3 separate regions of the Homo sapiens genome follow, and all the other regions are linked to region 1. The links are chromatin loops, found by intact Hi-C in ENCODE. Cell type or tissue: mammary epithelial cell. All regions are shown on one strand.

The links. Hi-C counts contacts between places; a loop is a spot of excess contacts. Peaks named below come from ENCODE experiments on the same cell type or tissue, not always from the same donor. Only the 100,000 strongest peaks of a DNase experiment are listed, where the experiment ranks them.
Region 2: it touches region 1 in a loop (5-fold over the local background); 4 of 110 quality-filtered maps call a loop at or near these places.
Region 3: it touches region 1 in a loop (9-fold over the local background); 3 of 110 quality-filtered maps call a loop at or near these places.

The regions. Positions count from the first base shown.
Region 1 is chr19:38,834,969-38,842,968 of GRCh38, forward strand. HNRNPL (heterogeneous nuclear ribonucleoprotein L) reads right to left here. Exons shown (of 13, transcript NM_001533.3): 7 at 5,520-5,591; 8 at 5,128-5,408; 9 at 3,926-4,047; 10 at 3,429-3,630; 11 at 2,626-2,683; 12 at 2,416-2,511; 13 at 1,402-1,812. The coding sequence ends at 1,754. LOC124904712 (a long non-coding RNA gene) reads left to right here. Exons shown (of 2, transcript XR_007067252.1): 2 at 1,908-4,883. Among named protein-coding and RNA genes, the nearest start is that of ECH1, 7.2 kb to the left of the region's middle. RefSeq lists enhancers at 7,781-7,860, 7,943-8,000. In mammary epithelial cell, CTCF peaks have their summits at 3,432 and 3,905; DNase peaks (open chromatin) are centred at 623, 2,793 and 3,813; H3K27ac peaks cover 3,522 bases.
Region 2 is chr19:38,552,605-38,560,604 of GRCh38, forward strand. The region is part of intron 89 of RYR1 (ryanodine receptor 1); the gene reads left to right. Among named protein-coding and RNA genes, the nearest start is that of MAP4K1-AS1, 40 kb to the right of the region's middle. RefSeq lists an enhancer at 4,688-4,877. In mammary epithelial cell, a CTCF peak has its summit at 4,355 (motif pointing right); a DNase peak (open chromatin) is centred at 7,187; H3K27ac peaks cover 1,167 bases.
Region 3 is chr19:38,511,194-38,519,193 of GRCh38, forward strand. RYR1 (ryanodine receptor 1) reads left to right here. Exons shown (of 106, transcript NM_000540.3): 61 at 368-417; 62 at 879-939; 63 at 1,052-1,290; 64 at 3,833-3,914; 65 at 4,894-5,024; 66 at 6,166-6,498. Among named protein-coding and RNA genes, the nearest start is that of MAP4K1-AS1, 81 kb to the right of the region's middle. RefSeq lists enhancers at 2,135-2,184, 2,195-2,284. In mammary epithelial cell, a CTCF peak has its summit at 4,047 (motif pointing right); no DNase peak of the experiment used is centred here; H3K4me3 peaks cover 185 bases.

The sequences.
Region 1 (8,000 bases):
GTGATCCTCCTGCTTCAGCCCCCATGAGTAGCTGGGACTATAGGCACAGTGTGTGCCACCATGCCCACATCATTTTTCTATATATTTTTTTCTCGAGACGGAGTTTCACTCTCGTCACTCAGGCTGGAGTGCAATGGCACAATCTCGGCTCACTGCAACCTCTGCCTCCTGGGTTCCAGCGATTCTCCTGCCTCAGCCTCCTGAGTAGCTGTGACTACAGGAACGTGCCACCATGCCCGGCTAATTTTTATTTTTTTAGTAGAGACAGGGTTTCACCATGTTGGCCAGGCTGGTCTCGAACTCCTGACCGTAAGTGTTCCGCTCACCTCGGCCTCCCAAAGTGCTGGGATTACAGGCGTGAGCCACCATGCCCGGCCCACTTTCTTATTTTTTGTAGACAGGGTTTTGCCATGTTGCCCAGGTCTCAAAACTCCCGGCCTTAAGTGATCTGCCTGCCTTGGCTTCCCAAAGTGCTGGGATTACAGGCATGGGCCACTACATCCAGCTATATATATCCTTTAACCCAGCAATTCCACTGGCAGGAATTTATCTCCTGATCAGTATCAGGGAAGCTGGCCAAGATACTTGTGTAGATACGTGTTACAGCGCTGTTTGCAATAGCAAAAATAGACCTGGAAACTACCCTTTGGGACCAGGTTAAATCATGACACATCCACACAATGATACTGCAAGGGTAAAGACAAGTCACTCTGAAATGATACAGAACACAAAGGTTTTGGGTTTTTTTGACACCCTGTTGCCCAGGCTGGGGTGCAATGACCCCATCACAGTTCACTGCAGCATCACCCTCCAGGGTTGGGGTGATCCACCTCAGCCTGCTAGGTAGCTGGGACTACTGGCATGCGCCACTATGCCCGGCTGATTTTTGTATTTTTAGTAGAGACAGGGTTTCACCATGATGGCAAGGCTGGAAACCTTTTTTTTTTTGAGATAGGGTCTCATTGTCACCCAGGTTGGAGTGCAGTGATGTGATCACTGCACTGTTAACCTCCTAGGCTCAACTGACCCACCTGCCTCAGCCTCCCGAGTAGCTGGGACTACAGGTGTTCCACCAAACCCACCTTTTTGTAGTGACGTTTCACCATGCTGCCCAGGCTGGTCTTCAACTCCTGAGCTCAAAGTATGTGCCCCACCTTGGCCTCCCCAGATTGCTGGAATTATAGGTGTGATGACCCACTGGGCCTGATAGAGCTTGCTCGGGCAGGGCCCAGTAAGAATGCCACTAAGCCTGATGGATTTTCCTCAAAGACTCAATTGCTAGCACCATTCTCAGTCTGCAGCCCACCCTGCTCCTCTTGGGTCTCTGTATGCCTCCAGAGGGCCTGTGACTGTGCTCAGGCCTGCCTGTGTCTTCAGGACAGAGAGGGAGAAAAGCAGACATCCTGGAATCCCAGCAAGTGCTGTGTTTATTTTCCAAACAATTTTATTGAAATGTGCCAAGAGTACATGGGCAGCACAAATGTATGAACAGGAAAAAAAAAAATCACATGTACAATAATTTTTTAAAAGTGAAGGTTAATCTTGGGAGATAACAGTTCCCCTCTCCCTCCCCCTGCAGATTTCCAGCGTTTCCATTAAGGTTAAGTAAGCCTCTACAAACCTAGCATTTAAAAAAAAAAAAAAAAAAAAAAAAAAGGAATACAAGATCTTTTGCAAATAACAAAAACAAAAAATGGCATAAAGGAAAGAGAAATGTCTTCCTGCTCAGATGGGACTCTTCCTAGGCACCTAATTAGGAGGCGTGCTGAGCAGTGGAGAAACACAACTTCAGAGTGTAAGGGTATGGACCATCTGCAAAGGAGAGACAAGTTTGGTTGGTTCCCGTCTTTGGAGGCTCCCCAAACCCAGGTCCCCTCAAGTTTGTACCCATCTCCCATTTTCTGCAGGTCAACGGCAGGGGTCTAAGGAGTGACTGCCCAACGTGAGGCTTCAAGATGAGCCAATTACCAATTATGCACGGCGTTTCTCCTTCTCTTCCTTCATTCCCATAGAGAATCCCATTCCTATCTCCTTCGCCAGCCCAAGGCAATGGGCCTCTCCCAGCAACTGGGTGGGCAAGTTTTACCTGCTGGATAGTGTTGCCTCTTTCCTAGGTAACAGAGTGGCTTTCCTACCTAAGCCAGTCTCTGATGCAAAGAAGAGAATGCCACCTCCCTGGAGGACAAGCCTGAGCAACTCCCAAGCTGGCAGAGTGAGTGGCAGCAGGCAGTCAGGCTGGCTCTCCCAAGAGGAGCACAGGCTGCTCTCCTGATGAGCAGGTCCCACCTGCCTGTGTCACCAACAGTGCGAAGATCCCGGGGTCCTATCTCAAGGGCAGGAAGGACATCCCTGGCCTGAAGCCAGCCAACCCATTAGGTCACCAGGTTGATGCCTGCAGGACACACAGATACTCACTTGGGTTTTTCATCTGGTAATGGTTCAGGAAGCCCAGAGTCTCCAGGGCATCGCTCTTGGATTCCCACTCCAGCAGTCCAGAGGAGCTGCGCTCACCTGATTGCAAACCAAGGGGAAAAGTAAAGGTTTTAGACTCACCCAATAGGAACTAGGCAGCTGCCCACCAACCACCATGCAATTAGGGCAAGGAGGTGGGCACACTCGACTCACTTTTGCCTGAGAATACTTTCACAGAAGATGGCCGCTTCACTCCCAGCTCATCGCAGATCTGCAAAAGAAAACAGGTAGTAAATGAACTCTGAAACAAAAGGGCCGCCACACAGGATTCAAGCAGACCAGGCCCTGCATGACTCAGTACTTGAAGTTTTCAGGAGAAAAGGCTTGTAGATTTTATCACATACCCTAAGGCATCCCTGTGTCATAAAAAGGCCAGCAACAATGCTCTTTAATTATTAAGTTGCCTGAGACTGGGAAGCTGCTTTTTCGTTCCCAACTTCAACAGCTATGTGGATATCTGCACCCGGCTGTTTGCTGAACACTGTTTGCTGAATGCAAGGTCAACATTTCAGACCACAGCCAGATCCACTTGAGTTCCTCCTCCCTTCCGCTGCCTCAGTTCCCCCTGACTGAGCTTTACAGGGCCCCACCTTCTGATGGTATCAGGGTGATGGCACCCGAAGCCTACGCCAATGCGGTTCTTGTGAAATTGGGCCCTCATCACTGGGCCTGTGAAGCAGCTTTCCCAGCAAACGAGCAGTTGCCCTGCTTGCCAAAAATGTAAAAGGAAGGAACGCGGCAAATGGTGTTGCTAGAAACTTGGTGCCATTCTCACCCTGTCCAGTTTGAGAGCACAGATTCCTATCTGTCCTGGCCTCTGCTGTGTCCCTAGCACTCAACCCAGGGCCAGGCAGGACAGGAGTTCAACAGCTATTTGCAGAAAAGACTGAAATGAATGGCCTACTCAGACGGCCGTGGCAAGGACCCGACTGCCTGCGCAGCTCCACGGCACACACCTCAAAGAAGTTCTCCTCGGTCACCTCCAGCGGGGCGTTGAAGAAGTGCAGCACGTTGCTGGGGTGCTGGATGCGGTTCTTGGCTGCCTGCTCTGGGGTGGAGAACCGATTGTTCCGGGATTCACTGAAGTCTTTGTAACTGCAAGACCCGTCTTCCAACCCGTATGACTGACCAGGCATGATGGCTGGCTGCTTGGAGACACTGCAGCAAGGAAGAAAGGGGAGCCTTTGTCATACCCAAAGTTGTCCCTGAAGCTTTCCCCTGTGGCCTCCAGAGGCTTAGCTTGCCCTGTGTGCCTTGGGGCATTGCTCTACACCTGAGGCAAGGCTGACTCACTTTCTCCTGTGGTGTCAGAGACACGTCTGGGAACACACCTGCCACATCCCATTTCTGTGTGAGTCAACACCTCGGCCTCACTGTGCTCCTCTGCTGGGCCCCATTCCCCTCCTTTTCTCTCCCCTGTACCTCTGCTGCCCTCCCGAGCCTGAGCACCTACCAGACATTCAGCTTCTGCCCAAACATGAAGTTGTTGTTGAGGTGGGTAATGGCCCGGTCTACAGCGTAGCCATCAGCCATCTCCACCATGGCGGCCCCCGGCTTGCTTTTCATGAATTTCACCTTGGGGAGAGTAGCTGCAGTCAGCACCTCTGTCCAGCTGCCAGGGTCCCCTCTCCTGCCCCTCCCAAGTTAGTGATAATAACCCCTGCTCTGGCCTCCCATGTCCTCACAGTTAATCGGGACCACTAGAAAAACATGCCTGGCCCACACCAAGTGCTCAACCCATAGTGAGAAGCAGAGCCTGGGCCATGTTTTTAACTGTGGGACATAACCCACCAGTAAATCATTTAGTGAAGCATGACAGAAAACTGTACAGGAATCAGAAATCAAATCAGCCATTTTCACCATTTTGTCTGTTACACACAGACGTGTGTGATCTATGGATGGCTGTGTCTACAGTCACAAGGTAAAATACTCCTTCAGCTGGGTTACAACAGAGCAGTGCCGGCTCTGGAGCCAGGCAGTCTGGCTCTGAGTCCTGCTTCACATAAAGGCTATGTGAACCTGGGCGCGTTATTTAAGCCCCGTCCTCCACTTCCCCTGTCCATCTCATTAAGGATTAATGTGAGAAATTACACAGGTCACTACATGTAAAGCATCTTTAACAGTGCCTGGTAACTAACAACACTTCACCTGTGTTACGAACTACTCTAAGTAATGGGCCAAGTCATGAGCTGCACAAAGGCCCCCAAGACCCAGACGGGTTTAATGTTAAGCAAAATGCCGCCTGGTCTCAGGTAGACACTCAGCCACCGCTAGCCCCAGTCAACTGTCCCATGGGAAGGCAGAAGGCCCGGTGTTGCCAGGTCTTAAGTTTTCAGGAGGAAATCCTTAAACGATGGTGTTTCACTATAATGGATTCATTTTTATGTTTTATAAATCTCTATGTTCATGTACTGGTATTAGTACTTTTATGTGATAAAATCTTTTTTTTAAACATTGGTAATTCAAAAACACAACACCCACATACAGTGAGGACCAAACAAAACCCGTCTGCAAGCAGGCTGCCTGAGCTCACTGAGTCACTCATTGGCGTCTGCCCGCCCAGCGCCACACCAGGCTCCCCCCTGGTTCTTTCCCGTGCTGACTGGCAAGATACGAGGCTCAGCGAGGAACCCAGGGGGCCCGGCAGCAGCTCACCTTCTCCACATTGCCATATAAGCAGAAGACATTGAAGACTCGGTCACAGTTCATCTTAGATTGATCCAAGCCATAGACCATGAGCACAGGGCTGTCGGCGTGAGGGCCATACTCGGGTGGTGGGGGAGGGGGTGGGGGGTGCCCATACTGGGGGCCGTAGCGACTTGGGCCCCGACGGTGACCCCCCACTGGTGGACCCATCCTTCTCCCTTCGTAGTGAGGTGGGGGGGGCCCGTAGCCCTCATCATGGTAATGGCTGTGGTACCCACCGTGGGGCCCTCCTGGGGGGTGGGAAGGAAAGAGAGGGAGGACGGGTGAGAATTTGCACGGCGGGCGGCGGGCAGGGGCACATGAGCCACGGGAGTCCACGGAGGGGAACCCCCTGCCCTCACCATATTCTGCGGGGTGATCTCCCAGGAGAGGGGGCTGCCTCTGGCGTTTGTTGGGGTTGCTGCCAGGGTCACCTGTGGAGAGAGAAAACAGTTAGGAGTCTCACTCAGAAATTGGGGTCTCTCCCTCCCTCCTGACTGCACAGGCTGATCTGAGCCCCCAGCTCCTGCCAACTGCAAGCCCTCCCTTCCTCGAGGGCTGTGGGGCCTCCTTTTGTGATCTGACCTACGGCGGGCATGAAGCCCGAGCCTCAAAGCTGGTGCCCACTCTCCTTCCCCTGCTCATACCAAAGGGCTGGCCTTGTTCTGTGAAGGACAAGGCCAGATTCTGTGCTCTCACCTACCCTGGCCCTGGGAGAAAGCCCAGCTCCCAGGCCCTCTGGGGAATGTGCAGCTGCTACAGAAGCTGATATATTATGGCGGGCCAAAAGCAGCTTTCTAAAGTGACTCCCAATGAAGGGAGAGTAGATTAAGAGGAAAATAACCCCAGAGGGAAGCAAGCAAGTTTGACCCCCAAAGCCCCCAAAGTTCTAGGAGCTCCAGACTGTCTCTGTTAGATCCCTTCTTTCTTAATCCCAGTCCCCCCTCCCTCCCAGTCCCGCCAGCCCAAGAGGGACTGACTGTAGCTGACAAGCAGGGCAACAGCAGAATCAGTTCAAATAAGCAATCATGTACAAGGCATCGACATTCCCACACCCAGCAATGGCGCAGATCCACCCCGACCCCAGCAGTTCGTAATCACTGCCTTTAACTTAGCGCTTAAGTGGCAGGCACTGGGCTAAGCGCTTTACAGACATCACAGCTTCTGAAATTCCTCACAACAACCCTATGAGGTAGGTTCTGATATTTCAGCCCCATTTTACAGATAAGAAGACTGAGTTGTTAACTTTTAACTGAGCAGTTAAAAGACACTTTGGCCCAAAGTCACAAAGCAAGACAGTGGCTGAGCCATATTTGAACCCAGGTCTGGCTGACTCCAAAACCCAGGGCTCGAAACCACTGCCCTTTCCTGCCACCCGGCCTGGGTTTTGTTACCAGTCATTACAAAATGGAAAAGGACTACTTACAGCAGAAGTACAGAGTACAATGTCCATTTGTCACAAAAAACAAATCTGTATTTTCTCTTACCATTGGACGCTTCAACAGTGAGTTAGCACAGTTCTGAAAGATGGCGTCCCATCAAACATACACTGCGACCCTGCATCACATGGTTTTACAGTCATAAATACAAGTCACGGTACACATCCGCTACAATTTTTTTAAAGAATTGTTTTAAAAGTCAATATTTTGATTAAATCAAAAATGGCTCACAGATGTTCTGTCCTCAGAAGATATCAGAAAAGTGGAAATAAAGGTGTATGAAGTGGGTAGTGTCCCTCCATGTTGTCACCTCCTCACATATGTGCTGCAGTGCGGTGGTGCGGTGCTTCTGGCTGTGTAGCGCTCCGTGTGCGTGTCTCCTGGTATGAGGTGTGCCAGTGGCCCCACTACGCTCGCGCTTTTGGCCTTGGGAGCGCGCCTGGTTACCCGGCAGCAGGTAACTGTGTGCCTCTGAGCTGTTTGGCTGTCTGGTTTTAGGTCTGTTTTGGTTTTTTTGATTTTTTTTTTGTTGTGGTTAAAATTTTTTTTTTTTTTTTTGGTTTCTGATCTCCAGTTGGTGCAGATTATGTTGGCAGCCGGTGACTGCAGAAAAAATAAAAATATCAAAACAGAAAAAAAACAAGGCCCTCCCCAAACCAAATGACTTAAAAAACAAAACCCATATGGCGAGGAATGGAGAGAGGATCCTATTGTCTTGGAGGCCCATGGAATCTACTTCCGTCTATGAAACGTTCTCCGAAAAGAGCATCGCTCGCTGGCTGGCTGGGACAGCTCTGTTCTCTGTGTTTCCTACTTCTGTGTACATTCTCGGGTTCAAGTTTGCTTGGATTTTGACCTTTTTTTTAATGTTTAATAAAAAAAGCAGTGTCTGCTGCCATGTTGCGTCTCTTTCTCTCTTTGTCTCTGTATGCCTCTGTCTCTGTGCTTGTAGCTGTTCCTTGGAGCGCGGTGTGGTGTTCTTGATGTAGTGAGCTCAAGTCTGCGGCTGTTTCTGGGGACGTGGTGGAGGCTGCATGTTCTGTTCTCTCCAGGAAGAGCTAGTGGTTTTCTACCCTGTGTGTTGGTGAGCAATGTGCAGAGGCAGAGCCGCTGAAGTATGGTTCCTGAGGGGTGGCGAAGCACCGCCCTCACTCCAGGTCACCTCATCAGCCCTCGTTTTTTTTTGGGCCCCAGCCTTGGGGCTGCCAAAGCTGAGAGGCATCAAAACCAATGCACAGCCAGCCCCCTGCCACTAGCCCCTGCCGGTCTGCACATCTTCTATTTATGTTCCTTGGAGAAGAAATGGTTGTTGCCATGTTTCTGTTAGCAGTCATGTAATGCCATTGCCCGCTCTGGTACATTCACTTGGTCACCAATTTGCCTCTGACCTTTGGAGGGAGCAGC
Region 2 (8,000 bases), 280 kb before region 1:
TAAACGGACATGCTTAAGGTCACCCATCTTAATAAGTGACAAGGTTAGGGTTAGACCTCAGGCGGTCTGGCCTCAGAGTACACTGCCTTCAGATTCATCTGTTAATCTGGTCTAATCGATAGTCAGTGAGCACTTCCTGGGGGCTGGGCCCTGGCTGGGGGTCTCAGCCCTACTCTCGAGCCTGGCAGGTTTAGGGAGAGAGTCTGGGGTGGCTACAAGAGAAGCAAAAAGCATTTGCAGGAGCTAAAGTACACATGATTCACAATTGAAAATGAGTAATGATCTCTCCTGACTGGGGCTGCACAGATCACAGGGTTTAATGTCACCTACCTGACATTTTACAGCTCAACATCTGTTACACAAAGTTATAATCTGCAACTGGGAAAAGTGTATTCATTTTATTTTTTGAATATATAATTACTCACGATTTTAAAAATCAAAATATAGGCTGGGCACAGTGGCTCACGCCTGTAATCTCAACACTTTGGGAGGCCAAGGCAGGCAGATCACTTGAGGTCAGAAGTTCAAGACCAGCCTGGGCAACATGGCGAACCTCCCCATCTCTACTAAAAATACAGAAATTAGCCAAGCATGGTGGCAGGTGCCTGTAATCCCGGCTACTCAGGAGGCTAAGGCAGGAGAATCCCTTGAGCCTGGGAGGCAGAGATTGCAGTGAGCTGAGATCACGCCACTGCACTCCAGCCTGGGTGACAGAGTGTGACTCCATATCAAAAAAAAAAAAAAAAAAATCAAAATATAGCCAGGTGCTGTGGCTCACACCAGTAATTCCAGCACTTTAGGAGGCCAAGGCAGGAGGATTGCTTGAGGCCAGGAGTTCAAGACCAGCCTGGACAATATAGCAAGACCCCATTGCTAAAAAAAAAAAAATCAAAAAATTAGCTGGATGTGGAGGTGTGCACCTGTAGTCCCAGCTCCTCTGGAGGCTGACTGAGCTGGGAGGATCCTTTGAGCCCAGAAGGTCAAGGCTGCAGTGAACCATGATTGTACCACTGCACTCCAGCCTGGGCAACAGAGCACAAGACTTTGTCTCAAAAAAACATTTATCAAAATACAGCAAGGCGTGAAGTGAGAAGTCTTACTCCTGCTCTTTTCCAATCCACTCTTCCCCACATCTACCATGGTAAAGCCCTTTCGTTAGTTTCTTTTGTATCCTTCCATCATTTTTTAAATGAAAATACAAACAGATATTTTTGTTTTTCTCGTTTTGTACATAATAGGTATAACATCACTGGTCTGCATTATTTAATAACATATTCTGGAGATATAGGAAGTGTCGTCATTCTTTTTTACAGGTGTCCAATATTCCACGCTGTGTGTATATTATGGTTTATTTGCTATTCCTTGTTGATGGACACTGGCTTTATTCCCAATGTTTTGCTATACAACCCATGTTGCAGTCAGGGCTGTCATGGATAGTTGCACCCATTGTGCACTGCACAAGGATGTCATTTATACCACAGACATTTTACATTTGTACATGTTTTACTGCAGAGTTCCAGCAGATGGAGGGAAATGTGCTGAGGAAGGCTGTAGTATTTGGGCCTAAAGCAATGCTGGCTATAACAATTACTCTTGCTACACTTTGAGAGGCTGAGGCATGTGGATCACCTGAGGTCAGGAGTTCGAGACCAGCCTGACCAACACGGTGAAACCCCATCTCTACTAAAAATACGAAAAAATAGCGGGCATGGTGGCATGCACCTGTAATCCCAGCTGCTTGGGAGGCTGAGGCAGAGAATTGCTTGAACCCGGGAGTTAGAGGTTGCAGTGAGCTGAGATTGCGCCACTGCACTCCTGCCTGGGCGACAGAACAAGACTCAGTCTCAAAAGAAAAAAAAAATAAGTAGCATTGTTCTATAATTTCCCAAGTTCTTCATGGTTGCCAGAGTTCTTGACAGTTTACAAATCACATCTTCATTGATGAAGTACTTTGTAGATTTCAAAACATCTACTATAGCTTGGAAGGCCCTTTCTGGTGTTTGAAATCACATTTTATTTATTTATTTATTTAAATGTTTAATTATATTAACAGAGATGAGGTCTCCCTATGTTGCCCAGGCTGGTCTTGAACTCCTGGGTTTAAGGGATCCTCCTGCCTCAGCCTCCCAAAGCGCTGGGATTACAGGAATGAGTCACCTCACCCAACAGAAACCACATTTTAGGTTACTGATTTATTCCTGGTCAGTAAACAGTCTTGAGGTTATCTTCATTGTTTTCCTATCTGCAAATTTTATTTGTCTCTTAATTAAAACACTTCCTTTTTAAAGTGTCTTTACTGAAATAGAATGTACATACCATAAAATCCACCCATTTAAAATGTACAGTTCAGTGGTTTATAGTGTGTTCACAGAATTATGAAGCCATCCCTGCAATCTAATTTTAGAACATTTTAATCATCCTTTGAAAACGAACCCCATACCCATTAGCAGTCATTTCCCACTTCCCCCACCCCAGCCCCCGGTAACCACTGATCTTTCTGCCTCTATAGATTTGCCTATTCTGAACACTGCATATAAATGGTATCATAAAATATATATGGTCTTGGCCAGACACGGTGGGTCACGCCTGTAATCCCAGTACTTTGGGAGGTCCAAGAGAGTGGACTGTTTGAGTCCAGGTGTTTGAGAAGAGCCTGGGCAACATGGCGAAACCCTGTCTCCACTAAAAATACAAAAAATTAGCCGAGTGTGGTGGCACATGCCTGTAGTCCTAGCTACTTGCGAGGCTGAGGTGGGAGGACCGAGAAGTTGAGGTCGCAGTGAGTCCTGAACACACCACTGCACTCCACTCCAGCCTGAGCAACAGAGTGAGACCCTGCCTCAAAAAAAAAAAAAAAAAAATGCATGTGTGTGTGCGCACGTGTGTGTGTATGTGTGTGTGGCCTTAAAAGACGTTCCTTTTATTTAACAAACCACAATGTCATCACTCCTAACCCAAAATAAAACAGTACAAATAAAAAAGTCACAGTCCTTTAAATCATCAAATATCTAGTGAGTGTGCAAATTTCCAAATCTCATAACTTTCATGTAACTATCAGGATTTTTTGTAGCTTCTTTAAATCAGAATCCAAACAAGGGCCACCCATTGCAATTGGCTGATACTTTTTAAAATCATCTTTCATCTCTTGCTTCCCCTCTATTATCTTTTCTTTTTCCTTGCAATTTATCTCCTGGAGATCCAGTCCTGCAGATCTTTACTGTCCAACAGAAATACAATATGAGCAATATGTATATTTTTAAATTTTCTTCTTTTTTTTGAGACAGGGTCTCACTCTGTTGTCCAGGCTGGAGTGCAGTGGGGCAATCTCAGCTCACTGTAACCTCCACCTGTCAGGTTCAAGTGATTCTCCTGCCTCAGCCTCCTGAGTAGCTGGGATTACAGGCATGCGCCACCACACCTGGCTAATTTTTGTATTTTTAGTAGAGACAAGGTTTCGCCATGTTGGCCAGGGTAGTCTCAAACTCCTGGCCTAAAGTGATCTGCCCTCCTCACCCTCCGAAAGTGCTGGGATTACAGGCGTGAGTCACCATAATTTTAAATTTTCTAATAGCCATGTTTTTTAAAAAGTAAAAAGAGGACCGGCATGGTGGCTCGTGCCTGTAATCCCAGCACTTTGGGAGGCCAAGGCGGGAGGATCACTTGAGGCCAGGAGTTTGAGCCAGCCTGCGTAACACAGCAAAACCCTATCTCTATAAAAACTTTAAAAAATAACCAGGTGTAGTAGTGCATATCTGTAGTCCCAGTTACTGGGGAGGCTGAGGCAGGAGGATCTCTTGAACCTTGGAGGTTAATGCTGCAGTGAGCCATGTTCATGGCACTGTACTTCAACCTGGGCAACTGAGCAAGACTCTGTTAAAAAAAAAAAAAAGTAAAATGAAACACTACACATAATCTAGTACACTCAGGATATTATTTCAACATGGAATCAATCCTGTTTATTTATTTATAGAGATGGGGTCTTGCCATGTTGCCCAGGCTGGTCTCAAACTCCTGTGCTCAAGCAATCCACCCTCCTCAGCCACCCAAGGTGCTGGGATTACAGGCAAGAGCCACTGTGCCTGGCCATAATCAATCTAAAAAATGATTAGCTCGACATTTTTCATTCTTTTTTCACACTAAGTCTATCAGTGGATAGTGCTGTCCTAGTTGTAGAGCTTCCCATAGTCTGGACCTGACCAATGCGTCCTTGTGGTGTCATTTCATGTGTTCCTGTGTCCCCTGGGTTTCCTCCAAAGTGGGACTCAGCCAAAGTTCGAGCAGATTCAGATTTGGGTGTAAGGAGTTTTTTAGCCAGAACCTTCCTATGTGGGGCTACTGTATACCTCCACCAGGAGGCACCTCCTTTCCAGATGCCAGCAGCTGTTTCTGCTCAACACTCAGACATATTCATTCATTAGAGATTGCAAAATGGCGATAGTCTCATTTCTTTTTTTTTTTTTTTTTTTTGTGACAGAGTCTCATTCTGTCACCCAGGCTGGAGTGCAGTGGCATGCTCTCGGCTCACTGCAACCTCCGCCTCCCAGGTTCAAGCGATTCTCCTGCCTCAGCCTCCCAAAGTGCTGGGATTATAGGCATGAGCCACGGCGCCCAGCCTCTTAGTTTTCATGATGCTTCCTTCACTTGACAAATGAGTATGAGTACCTACTGTGTGTCAGGCACTGCCCTGGTCCTGAAGGTACAGCAGTGAACAAAACAGAGAGCCCACTGTGGGGGCTGATAGTCCAGTGGGAAGGGGCAGATGCAAATAACGAAATACACGAAGTAATTGCAGGTTATAATCTGTGGTCTGAAGGGTGTGGGAGTGAGCAGGGTGTGGTAAGCCCTGTAAACCGGCTGGTGGCGGAAGGCCTTCTGCAGGAGGGGACAGCGAAGCTGAGAGTTGAAAGATACCATATGACTCAGCGAGGCTGTGGTGTCCCAGGCAAAGGGGACAGTAAATGGAAAGGCTGAAAAATGGGAACAAGAGGGACAGAGAGCAGCCTGGGCAACATGGCGAAACCAAACCCTGTCCCTACAAAAAATACAAAAATTAGCTAGGCATGGTGGCCTATGCCTGAAGTCCCAGCTACTTGGGAGGCTGAGGCAAGAGAATCACTTGAACCCAGGAGGGGGAGGTTGCTGTGAGCCAAGATCGCGTCATTGCACTCCAGCCTGGGTGACAAGAGCGAAATTCTGTCTCAAAAAAAAGAAATAAAAATACAAAAATTAGCTAGGCATGGTGGTGCATGCCTGTATTCCCAGCTACTCGGGAGGCTGAGGCAGGAGAATCGCTTGAACCCGGGAGGCGGAGGTTGCAGTGAGCCGAGATTGCACCACTGCACTCCAGCATGGGCAACAGAGTGAGACTCTCTCAAAAATAAAATAAAATAATACAATAAAATATAAAATAAAATAAAATACTAGCCAGGCACGATGACTCATGCCTGTAATCTCGATACTTTGGGAGGCTGAGGTGGGAGGATCGCTTGAGCCCAGGAGTTCAAGACCAGCCTAGAAAACATAATGAGACCTTGTCTCTACAAAAAAACTGTTTAAAAAATTAGCTGGGTATGGTGGTGCATGCCTGTGGTCCCAACTTGGAAGGCTAAGACGGGAGGATCACTTGAGCCCAGGAGGTCGAGGCTATGGCAAGCCATGATCACTCCATTACACTCCAGCCTAGGTAGTAGAGACAGACTTTGTCTCAAAAAATTAATAATAAAGTAAAACAACTAAAAGACTATAAGTAGACTGTAACACAAAGAAAGGATAAATGCCAGAGGGAATGGATAACGCATTAACCCTGATGTGAGTACGTATTGCATGCCTATATCAAAATAGTTCATCTACCCCATAAATAAATACAACTACTATGTACCCACAAAAATGAAAAATAAAAAGGCCTGGCTCATGCCTGTAATCCTAACACTTTGGGAGGCCAAGGCGGGCAGATCACTTGAGATCAGGAGTTCAAGACCAGCCTGGCCAACATGGCGAAACCCCATCTCTACTAAAAATACAAAAATTAGCTTGGCGTGGTAGCACATGCCTGTAATCTCAGCTACTCAGAAGACTGAGGCAGGAGAATCGCTTGAACCCTGGAGGCAGAGGTTTCAGTGAGCCAAGATCACGCCACTGCACTCCAGCCTGGGTGACAGAGCAAGACTCTGTCTCAAAAAATAAAAATAATTTTTTAAAAAAATAGTCCAGGTGTGGTGGCTCACACCTGTAATCCTAGCACTTTGGGAGGCCCAGGCAGGCAGATCACCTGAGGTCAGGAGTTCAAGGCCAGCCTGGCCAACATGGCGAAACCCTGTCTCTACTAAAAATACAGAATTAGCCAGTGTGGTGGCACACGCCTGTAGTCCCAGCTACTCAGGAGGCTGAGACAGGAGAATCACTTGAACCCAGGAGGCGGAGGCTGCAGTGAGCCAAGATCGTGCCACTGCACTCTAGCCTGGGCAAGACAGAGCAAGACTCCGTCTCAATAAGTAAGTAAGTAAATAAATAAATAAAGGGATGGGCAATGAATGATGACACAGAGAGATCAGCAAATCACAAGAGCAAAGTCTAGGAGTGAATGGAGGTGATAGTGTCCCAGGCGCCTGTGGAGAGGTGGGCTTCTTTTTTTTTTTTTTTTTTTTTTTGAGACAGGGTCTCGCTCTTATTGCCCAGGCTAGGTGCAATGGCACAATCTTGGCTCACTGCAACATCCGCCTCCCAGGTTCAAGCCATTCTCCTGCTTCAGCCTCTCAAGTAGCTGGGATTACAGGCACGCACCATCATGCCTAACTAATTTTTGTATTTTTAGTAGAGACGGGGTTTCACCATGTTGTCCAGGCTGGTCTCGAACTCCTGACCTCAGGTGATCCACCCGCCTCGGCCTCCCAAAGTCCTGGGATTACAGGCATGAGCCACCACACCTGGCCAGAGGTGGATTTTTGAGACAGACAGTGTCACACTGCTCATGATAGAGGGGTAGGCAAGCAGACGAGGTGAGGGCAGAAGGTGAGGGGTTCCGGTGTGATTATGTCTCCATGCTCTGTGGTTTCTAGAGCCCTTCATGATTTGCAAAGCATGTTACTCATTTAGAAAGCATTTTGCAAAGTTCTGGGGTTTTTACAAAGCACTTTTGAGAGCCAGAAAATTTTGCTTCTGTTCATACCCCAGAGCAACATTTCTCACACTGCATGTTGCTACCCGTCTGGAGGTAATGAAATTAATTTAGCAATGCGTAACTCGTGACCAGCATCTTTAGAAATAAAATAGAACACTGCAGAGTGTGCTACACAGCAAAGGTCAGAATTATGTCATGAAACCTTTTTTTTTTTTTTTGAGTCACATTGTAAAATGTATTCTTATGGTTGAGTGAGTGCGGTCAAGAACATTTTATGCTGCTCTAGAGAACCTCTTGCAAAAATGCATGGGCAATCAGCACAAGAATGTTCAAGAAAAGTGTTGTCTGAAAGAAATCTGTGGGTGAACTTGGTGATTTATGCTTGTAATCCCAACACTTTGGGAGGCGGAGGAGGGCAAATCACCTGAGTTCAGGAGTTTGGGACAAGCCTGGGCAACATGGCAAAACCCCGTCTACAAAAAAATACAAAAATTCACCAGGCACAGTGGCATGCACCTGTAGTCCTAGCTACTCAGGAGGCTGAAGCACGAGACTCATTTGACCCTGGGAGGTGGAGGCTGCAATGAGCTGAGATCGTGCCACTGCACCACTCCAGCCTGGGTGAAAGAGTGAGACCCTGTCTCAGAAAAAAAAAACAAAAACAAAATACAAATCTGGAAGCAACCTACATTTCCATTAGCAGGATAACAGATAAAGAGTGTTATGGCTGGGCGCGGTGGCACACACCTGTCACCCCTGCACTTTGGGAGGCCGAGGCGGGTGGATCACCTGAGGACAGGAGTTCGAGACCAGCCTGGCCAACATGATGAAACCCTATCTCACTAAAAATACAAAAAATTAGCCAGGTGTGGTGGCGGGCACC
Region 3 (8,000 bases), 320 kb before region 1:
GCTGAGGCGGGAGGATCACTTGAACCCAGGAGTTGGAGGCTGCAGGGAGCTGGGATCGTGCCACTGTACTCCAGCCTGGGTGACAGAGCAAGACCCTGTCTAAAAAAAATAAACAAACAAAGAATAATAAGAAAGGCTGACTCACCCCTCACCTCCCCAGCATCCCAGTTACTGCCTGTGACATTCCAGCTTGCCCATCTCTCTGCCCCTTCCCATCCCTCCTGTCTCCATCATTTGGACCCCCTCCTGGTTCCTCTCTCCTTGTCTTCTCTGTCCCTGTCTCCTCTAATTGGGTCACGCTGTCCTCGTCTCCTTGGCCTCCTCACTCGCTGTTTCTCCTGCCTTCTGTCCCTTTCTCTTTCTTCAGCCTCTTCTGCAAACTTGCTGCTCTCGTCCGCCACCGAGTCTCTCTCTTTGGTAAGTGGCTCCACACCTTCGGTCTTCCTCCCTAATCTTTCTCTTCCCCACCCTGAAGAAATAGCTCCCAGGTTCTGCCTTAATTTGAACAACCTTTGTTGTTTTCTTCCCCTGGACCTGGAGACATGGACCAGGTATCCGGGGGGTAGGGCAGTGACTGAGATGCCCTGGGCCTGCCCTCAATGGAGCTCCCAGGCCAGTGGGAGAGACAGACCTATCTCCAGACAAGGACAGCCCAGTGGGGTCAGGGCTGGGCAGGAGGAAGGCCAGGAGAGTGGTTGGGCTGGGGAGGAGGGACATTTGGAGGCGCTGTAGGAGTCTGGGGGGGTGGGGGTGCAGTAGCATTCCAACTTAGCCCGCAGGTAGCCTCAGGAAGAGAGCGGTTGGGGTGGATGTAGAGGGAGGCACTGTCCTCTGTCCTCTTAGCCATGGCATCCCCCCGGCCCATCTTCCTCTCCCAGGGACAGACGCCCCAGCTGTGGTCAACTGTCTTCACATCCTGGCCCGCTCCCTGGATGCCAGGTAGGGCCATAGGCAGTGGCGCCCACTCCCACCATCATCGGGCCCCCACCCCAACCCCTGGTCTCCTAGACTCTCCGATTCCAGAGCTGATGTTCCCCCGCTGCCCTTCTAGGACAGTGATGAAGTCAGGCCCTGAGATCGTGAAGGCTGGCCTCCGCTCCTTCTTCGAGAGTGCCTCGGAGGACATCGAGAAGATGGTGGAGAACCTGCGGCTGGGCAAGGTGTCGCAGGCGCGCACCCAGGTGAAAGGCGTGGGCCAGAACCTCACCTACACCACTGTGGCACTGCTGCCGGTCCTCACCACCCTCTTCCAGCACATCGCCCAGCACCAGTTCGGAGATGACGTCATCCGTAAGGGCGCCTGACCCAAGGGCAGGTTGCGGGGAGTCAGTGTGGCCAACACCACCCATCCGGGTGCCTGTGAGAGTCCCTGGGTGTTTGAATGTGTGGATTTCTTGCTGTAAGCAAAGCATGCAGTCAGTACCTTGGCAGGTGGCAAATGAGTTAATGAGGACGCGAGCTCAGCAGCTCTAACAAAAGACCCTAAGTGGACTGGCGCAGTGACTCACACCTGTAATTCCAGCACTTTGGGAGGCTGAGGCAGGAGGACCGCTTGAGCTCAGGAGTTCAAGACCAGCTTGGGCAACATAGCGAGACCCTGTCTCTACTAAAAAAAAAAAGAAAAATTTAAAGATTAGCCAGGCATGGAGGCACATGCCTGTAATCCCAGCTACTGGGGAGGCTGACAAGGGAGGATCACTTGAGTCCAAGAGTTGGAGGCTGCAATGAGCTATGATCATACCACTGCACTCCAGCCTGGACAACAGAGCAAAATTCTGTCTCTAAAATAAATAAATAATAAAATAGGGTCCTTGATGTTAAAAAAGAGAGTCTATTGATAAAGGTTAGGAAAAGTAGCACTTGGCCGAGCGCAGTGGCTCACGCCTGTAATCCCAGCACTTTGGGAGGCCAAGGCGGACAGATCACCTGAGCTCAGGAGTTCAAGACCAGCCTGGCCAACATGATGAAACCTTGTCTCTACTAAAATACAAAAATTAGCCGGGCATGGTGGTGGTCGCCTATAATCCTAGCTACCTGGGAGGCTGAGGCAGGAGAATTGCTTGAACCCAGGAGGCGAAGGTTGCAGTGCACCAAGATCGTGCCATTGCACGCCAGCCTGGGCAACAGAGCGAGACTCCATCTCAAAAAGAAAAGAAAAGTAGCAGTTGGTGGCCAGCCACAGTGACTCATATCTGTAATTCCAGCACTTTGGGAGGCCAAGGTAGGAAGATCTCTTGAGCCCAGGATTTCAAGACCAACCTGGGCAACATAGCAAAACCCCATCTTAAAAAAAAGAAGAAAAGAAAAGTAGCACCTGGATAGGGTTCTTCTCCCATCCAACTTTGTATTTTGAAATTTTCAAAACATACAGGAAGGTAGAAAGAAGAAAATTGTTGGCGGGGCATGGTGGCTCACGCCTGTAGTCCCAGCTACTTGGGAGGCTGAGGCACAAGAACTGCTTGAATCTGGGAGGTGGAGGTTGCAGTGAGCTGAGATTGCACCACTGCACTCCAGCTTGGGCGACAGAGCAAGACTCCATCTCAAAAAAAAAAAAAGAAAATTGTTAACAATTTGCCCTGTGTGCCTACCCTTCACTGTATGGTTGAAAGTATTTAGTTTTTTTTGTTGAACTTTTGGGTGTAAGTTGCACACACCAGGGTAACCTCATCCCTTAATGTTCATCAGCTGGCTTTCCTAGAATAGGAACCTTCTCTTGTGTAACCACGGTATCATTATCATACCTAACCTAACCATATTTAAATTTCCCTCATTACCCACAAAATGTCTTTGATTTTTTTAAAAGAAATTCAGAATCCAGTCAAGTTTCTCCTGCTGCATTTGGTGGTTGTGTCTCTGTAGTGTCTTTAAAGTCTAGAATAGCCCCGCCCTCTTTTTGCCTCATGATGAGCTTCTTAACTTGGCCTTCTGGAGGGCATGTGGTTAACCTAAAATTGGTCTGGGCACAGTGGCTCGCACCTGTAATCCCAGCACTTTGGGAGGCCGAGGTGGGCAAATCACTTGAGACCAGGAGTTTGAGATCAGCCTGGGCAACATACTGAGACCCCATCTCTAAAAAAATTTTTTTTTAATTTTTTTTTTTTTTTTGAGACAGAGTCTCGGTCTGTCACCCAGGCTGGAGTGCAGTGGCGCAATCTCAGCTCACTGCAACCTCTGCCTCCCGGGTTCAAGTGATTCTCCTGCCTCAGCCCCCCGAGTAGCTGGGATTACAGGCATTCACCAACACACTCAGATAATTTTTGTATTTTTAGTAGAGATGGGGTTTCACCATGTTGCCCAGGCTGGTCTCGAACTCCTGACCTCAGGTGATCCGTCCACCTCAGCCTCCAAAGTGCTGGGATTACAGGCATGAGCCTCTGCGCCAACCCTAAAAATATATACATTTTAAATAAAATGAAAAAGATAGCCTAAAATTGCAGCAATATTGCAGTTCTGTTTGCATTTTTCTGGAGGAAGTACCCCTCACTTTCATTATAGAGGGCCATGAGTCCTCTCCACGGAAGAAACAACATCTAGCCTTTATTGAGTGCCTACTGTGTGCCCCGTTCTAGTGGCTTTCCAAGTAGTAACTCATTTGATACTCACGACCACCCCGTGAGGAAGGTACTATAACTATCCCCATGTTACAGGTAGGGAAGCTGAGGCTGAGAGAGAGTTGGTAACTTGCTCAAGTCACAAGACTCGTACATGGAAGGCTGGCTGTACATCTGCTTGCTCTTCCCCACTGCATGGGCCTATTTGAGACAAGGGAGGTGGGGTGGGGAGGGCTTGTCTTGTGAGCGCATGCCGCAGCCTCGCCCCCTGTCTCCCTCAGTGGACGACGTCCAGGTCTCTTGCTACCGAACGCTGTGCAGTATCTACTCCCTGGGAACCACCAAGAACACTTATGTGGAAAAGTAAGGAGAGGGAGCCATCGTTTGGGGCTGGGTGGGGCTGGAGGGGAAGGGAGGGAGCAGGGGAAGAAGATGGGGTGGGTGAAAAGCAGGGTAGATGTTAAGAATTTTCCCGCACACGGCGGCAGCCGCGGTTCCCCACGGCGGCCGCGTGAGGGCGCTCAGGGACAGGTCAGCCACGGAGGTAGAGCCGCCAGGTCTGGGGCTGTGAAGCAGGCAGGCCTCGCTGGGGAAGAAAGGGAGGCGCAGACCACGGGGGCTGCACACAGGAGCCACGCAACACTGGGGTCACTGGGGAGGGCCCCTGGCAGTGGCCATGTGACCGCTTCTGAGCTGAGATTACTGATACAGCAAGAGCGAGGCTGCGGCTGTTTCCACCAGCTCTGAAGTTATTCAGATTTCAAGTGACACCAGCGGTGCGCGGTGGCTCACACCTGTGAGCACTTTGGGAGGCTGAGGCGGGAAGATCACTTGAGCTCAGGAGTTTGAGACCAGCCTGGGCAACATAGTGAGACTCCATCTCTACAAAAAAAAATTTTTTTTAATTAGCCTGGTGTGGTGTGGTGTAGTGGCGCTGGTGCCTGTAAATCCACCTACTCCTAAGGCTGAGATGGGGGGATCGCTTGAGCTCCAGCCTGAGCAGCATAGGGAGACTGCATCTCTACAAAAACGACTTTTTTTAAAACTAGCTAGGCATGGTATGGTGTGTGCCTGTAATCCCAGCGACTCAGGAGGCTGAGGTGGGAGGATCACTTGAACCCAGGAATGTGAGGTTGCTGTGAGCCAAGATCAGGCCACTGCACTGCAGCCTGAGTAACAGAGCGAGACCCTGTCTTAAAAAACAAAACAAGTGGCACACATGGATGAATGGCAGCTCTGTCCCAAAGGGTTCTGGGAGGAGCCGTTTCTATGGAGATGGGGCTGGGACCCAGGACCCCAAAGAGGGGGACACGTGGCAGCTAAACACAGCCCCGTCTTCCAGGCTTCGGCCAGCCCTCGGGGAGTGCCTGGCCCGTCTGGCAGCAGCCATGCCGGTGGCGTTCCTGGAGCCGCAGCTGAACGAGTACAACGCCTGCTCCGTGTACACCACCAAGTCTCCGCGGGAGCGGGCCAGTAAGCTGTGTGGGGCGGGAGCAGTGCTGGGAGTCCAAATCTCCCCAGCACAGGGCCTTGGGGAGACCCTAATTTGGGGGTAGTGTGGCTGGGCTGGGCTGTGAGCGGCTGAGGATTCCCCAGGTTGGGAGTGCCACACATTCAGGAACCCCAGAGTTTATGGTTCGGGGGCATTTCAAGGCCGTTACATGGGGAGAATTTAGAGATTAATTTGATTTTTGAAAACAGAATCTATTGATAAAAGTTAAGAAAAGTAGCACTTGGTGGCCAGGCGCAGTGGGTCACGCCTGTAATCCCAGTACTTTGGGAGGCCAAGGTAGGAGGATTGCTTGAGTCCAGGAGTTCAAGACCAACCTGGGCAACATAGCAAAACCCCATCCATGGAATTTGGAGCTATGGAATTTATTTTAGTGATGGTGACATTTGAGGGCATCATCAAGCTTGGAGACATAGGGTGAGGGGTATTTGAGCATAAGAGGATTGAGGGAAGGCAGGGTTCATTCATTCATTCAGCAAATATGTATCGAGCAGTTACTATGTATGAGGCGCTGTCCTAGTCACCTGAGGTTCAGCAGTGAACAGATAAAACAGACAAAAATCCCCTGAGTCCTGGGTCCAGAGGCTAGAATGAGGTGTGGACCTGGGGGAAATATACGCTCCAAGGCAGGAAACTTGTCTTCTTGGTCAGCTGTTCTCCCAGAATGGCACCTGGCCCAGAGTCAGCAAGTGAGCAAGTGACAGGTTGTCGGTTTCAAGGGACTGAACCGGGTGTGGGATTCAGAGAGACAAGGCGGGGAGACAGGGTGGGGTTGGAAAAGGTCTCTTTTGGAGTATGCTGTACAGCAGGGGTGAGGGGAATGGGCTTGGGATGTGGGAGATTTTAGGAGGGAAGGTTTCTAGGGGTGAGATTTTAGGGAGCAGACAGGCTCGGGGGTGTGAAGTGTTTGCGGGGCCACTGAGTTTCAATGTGAGGGTTGGGAGAGGTAGTTGGGTTGGAGGGTGAGATGGGAAGAATAGGGTTTGGGAGACTGTTTAAGGGGGGTGGCAATTCAATGGTGTCTGATGTATTGCGGGGGAGGCCAGGGCACTGAGGTCTGGGGGTGATGGCTTGACATTCCCTGCCCCCGTCCCTGTACCCCAGTCCTGGGGCTCCCCAACAGTGTGGAGGAGATGTGTCCCGACATCCCGGTGCTGGAGCGGCTCATGGCAGACATTGGGGGGCTGGCCGAGTCAGGTGCCCGCTACACAGAGATGCCGCATGTCATCGAGATCACGCTGCCCATGCTATGCAGCTACCTGCCCCGATGGTGGGAGCGCGGGCCCGAGGCACCCCCTTCCGCCCTGCCCGCCGGCGCCCCCCCACCCTGCACAGCTGTCACCTCTGACCACCTCAACTCCCTGCTGGGGAATATCCTGAGAATCATCGTCAACAACCTGGGCATTGACGAGGCCTCCTGGATGAAGCGGCTGGCTGGTGGGTCGGGGGGCACTGGGCCTCTGAGGGGTGGGTCAGCAGCCTGGGCTCCCTTGGCAGATGGTCTGAAAGGGAGACCCATGGTCCCCTCGGAGTTGGGAGGAGTCAGAGTGTAGGTTTTTTCAGCATCAAAAGACCAGGGGTCAGCTGGGCACCGTGGCTCACAGCTGTAACACCAACACTTTGGGAGGATCAGTTGAGGCCAGCCATTTGCGACCAGCCTAGGTAACATAGCACGACCCCATCTCTTTAAAAAACAAAACAAAACTTTTTTTTAATTAGCCAGGTGTGGTGGCACATGCTTATAGTCCCAGCTACTTGGGAGGCTGAGGCAGGAGGATCTCTTGAGCCCAGGAGTTGGAGGCTGCAGTGAGCTGTGATTGCACCACTGTACTCCAGCCTGGGTGACAGAGTGAGATACTCTCTCAAAACAAACAAACAAAACAAAAGGAAAGAAAGAAGGAAGGATGGAGTGAGAGAGGGAGGGAATAAAAGGGAAGGAAAGAAGGAAGGAAGGCAGGAAGGAAGGAAGGAAGAAATGGATCCTCAAAGCGTTAGGTTTCCTGATTCAGAAGTTTCATGTCAGGGCCAGGCACAATGGCTCATGCCTGTAATCCCAGCACTTTGAGAGGCCAAGGTGGGTGGATCACTTGAGACCAGGAGTTCAAGACTAGCCTGGGCAACATGGTGAAACCTCGTCTCTATTATTTAAAAAAAAAAAAAAAAAAAAAAGAAATATTTGTGTAAGGAAACAGGTTGTAGATCAGGGTCAACCTAGAAATCAGGAGCTGGGATCAGAGGCCAGGGTAAGGGGCCAGAGGCTGGGGTAAGAAGCCCATTCACAACCTTGGGGTCATAGCCAGAAATCACATAGTGAGGTAAGACTCTGGGTATGGGCCAGGTCAGAGGTTAAAGATTGGGGTCAGGGGTCATGCTAGTTAAGGGTGAGGTAACAGGCCAGGTGCAGTGGCTCACGCCTGTAATCCCAGCACTATGGGAGGCCGAGGCGGGTGGATCTCCTGAGGTCAGGAGTTCGAGACCAGCCTGGCCAACATGGTGAAACCCCATCTCTACCAAAAATACAAAAGTTAGCTGGGTGTGGTGGCAGACGCCTGTAATCCCAGCTACTCGGGGCTGAGGCAGGAAAATCGCTTGAACTCGGGAGGCAGAGGTTGCAGTGAGCCAAGATTGCGCCATTGCACTCCAGTCTGGGTGACAAGAGTGAAACTCTGTCTCAAAAAAAAAAAAAAAGTTAGGTAACAGGTGAGGCGTCTGTTGTTGGGGGTCAGAGGTCAGGGATTTGTGCCAGGCTGGGGTCACAGGATAGGGACTGGGTCTTAGGTTCAGGTTAGGGGCTATGGCTGGGATCAGTGTTCAGGGACTATATCCAAGGTTAGGGTCAGGCTGGGGTCAAATGGCAGCTGCTAGGTTGGAGATGCTGTTTGGGAGTCGGGCTGGGAACGGAGTTTGGGGCCTGTGTCAGAGGCCGGAGGTGGCATCAG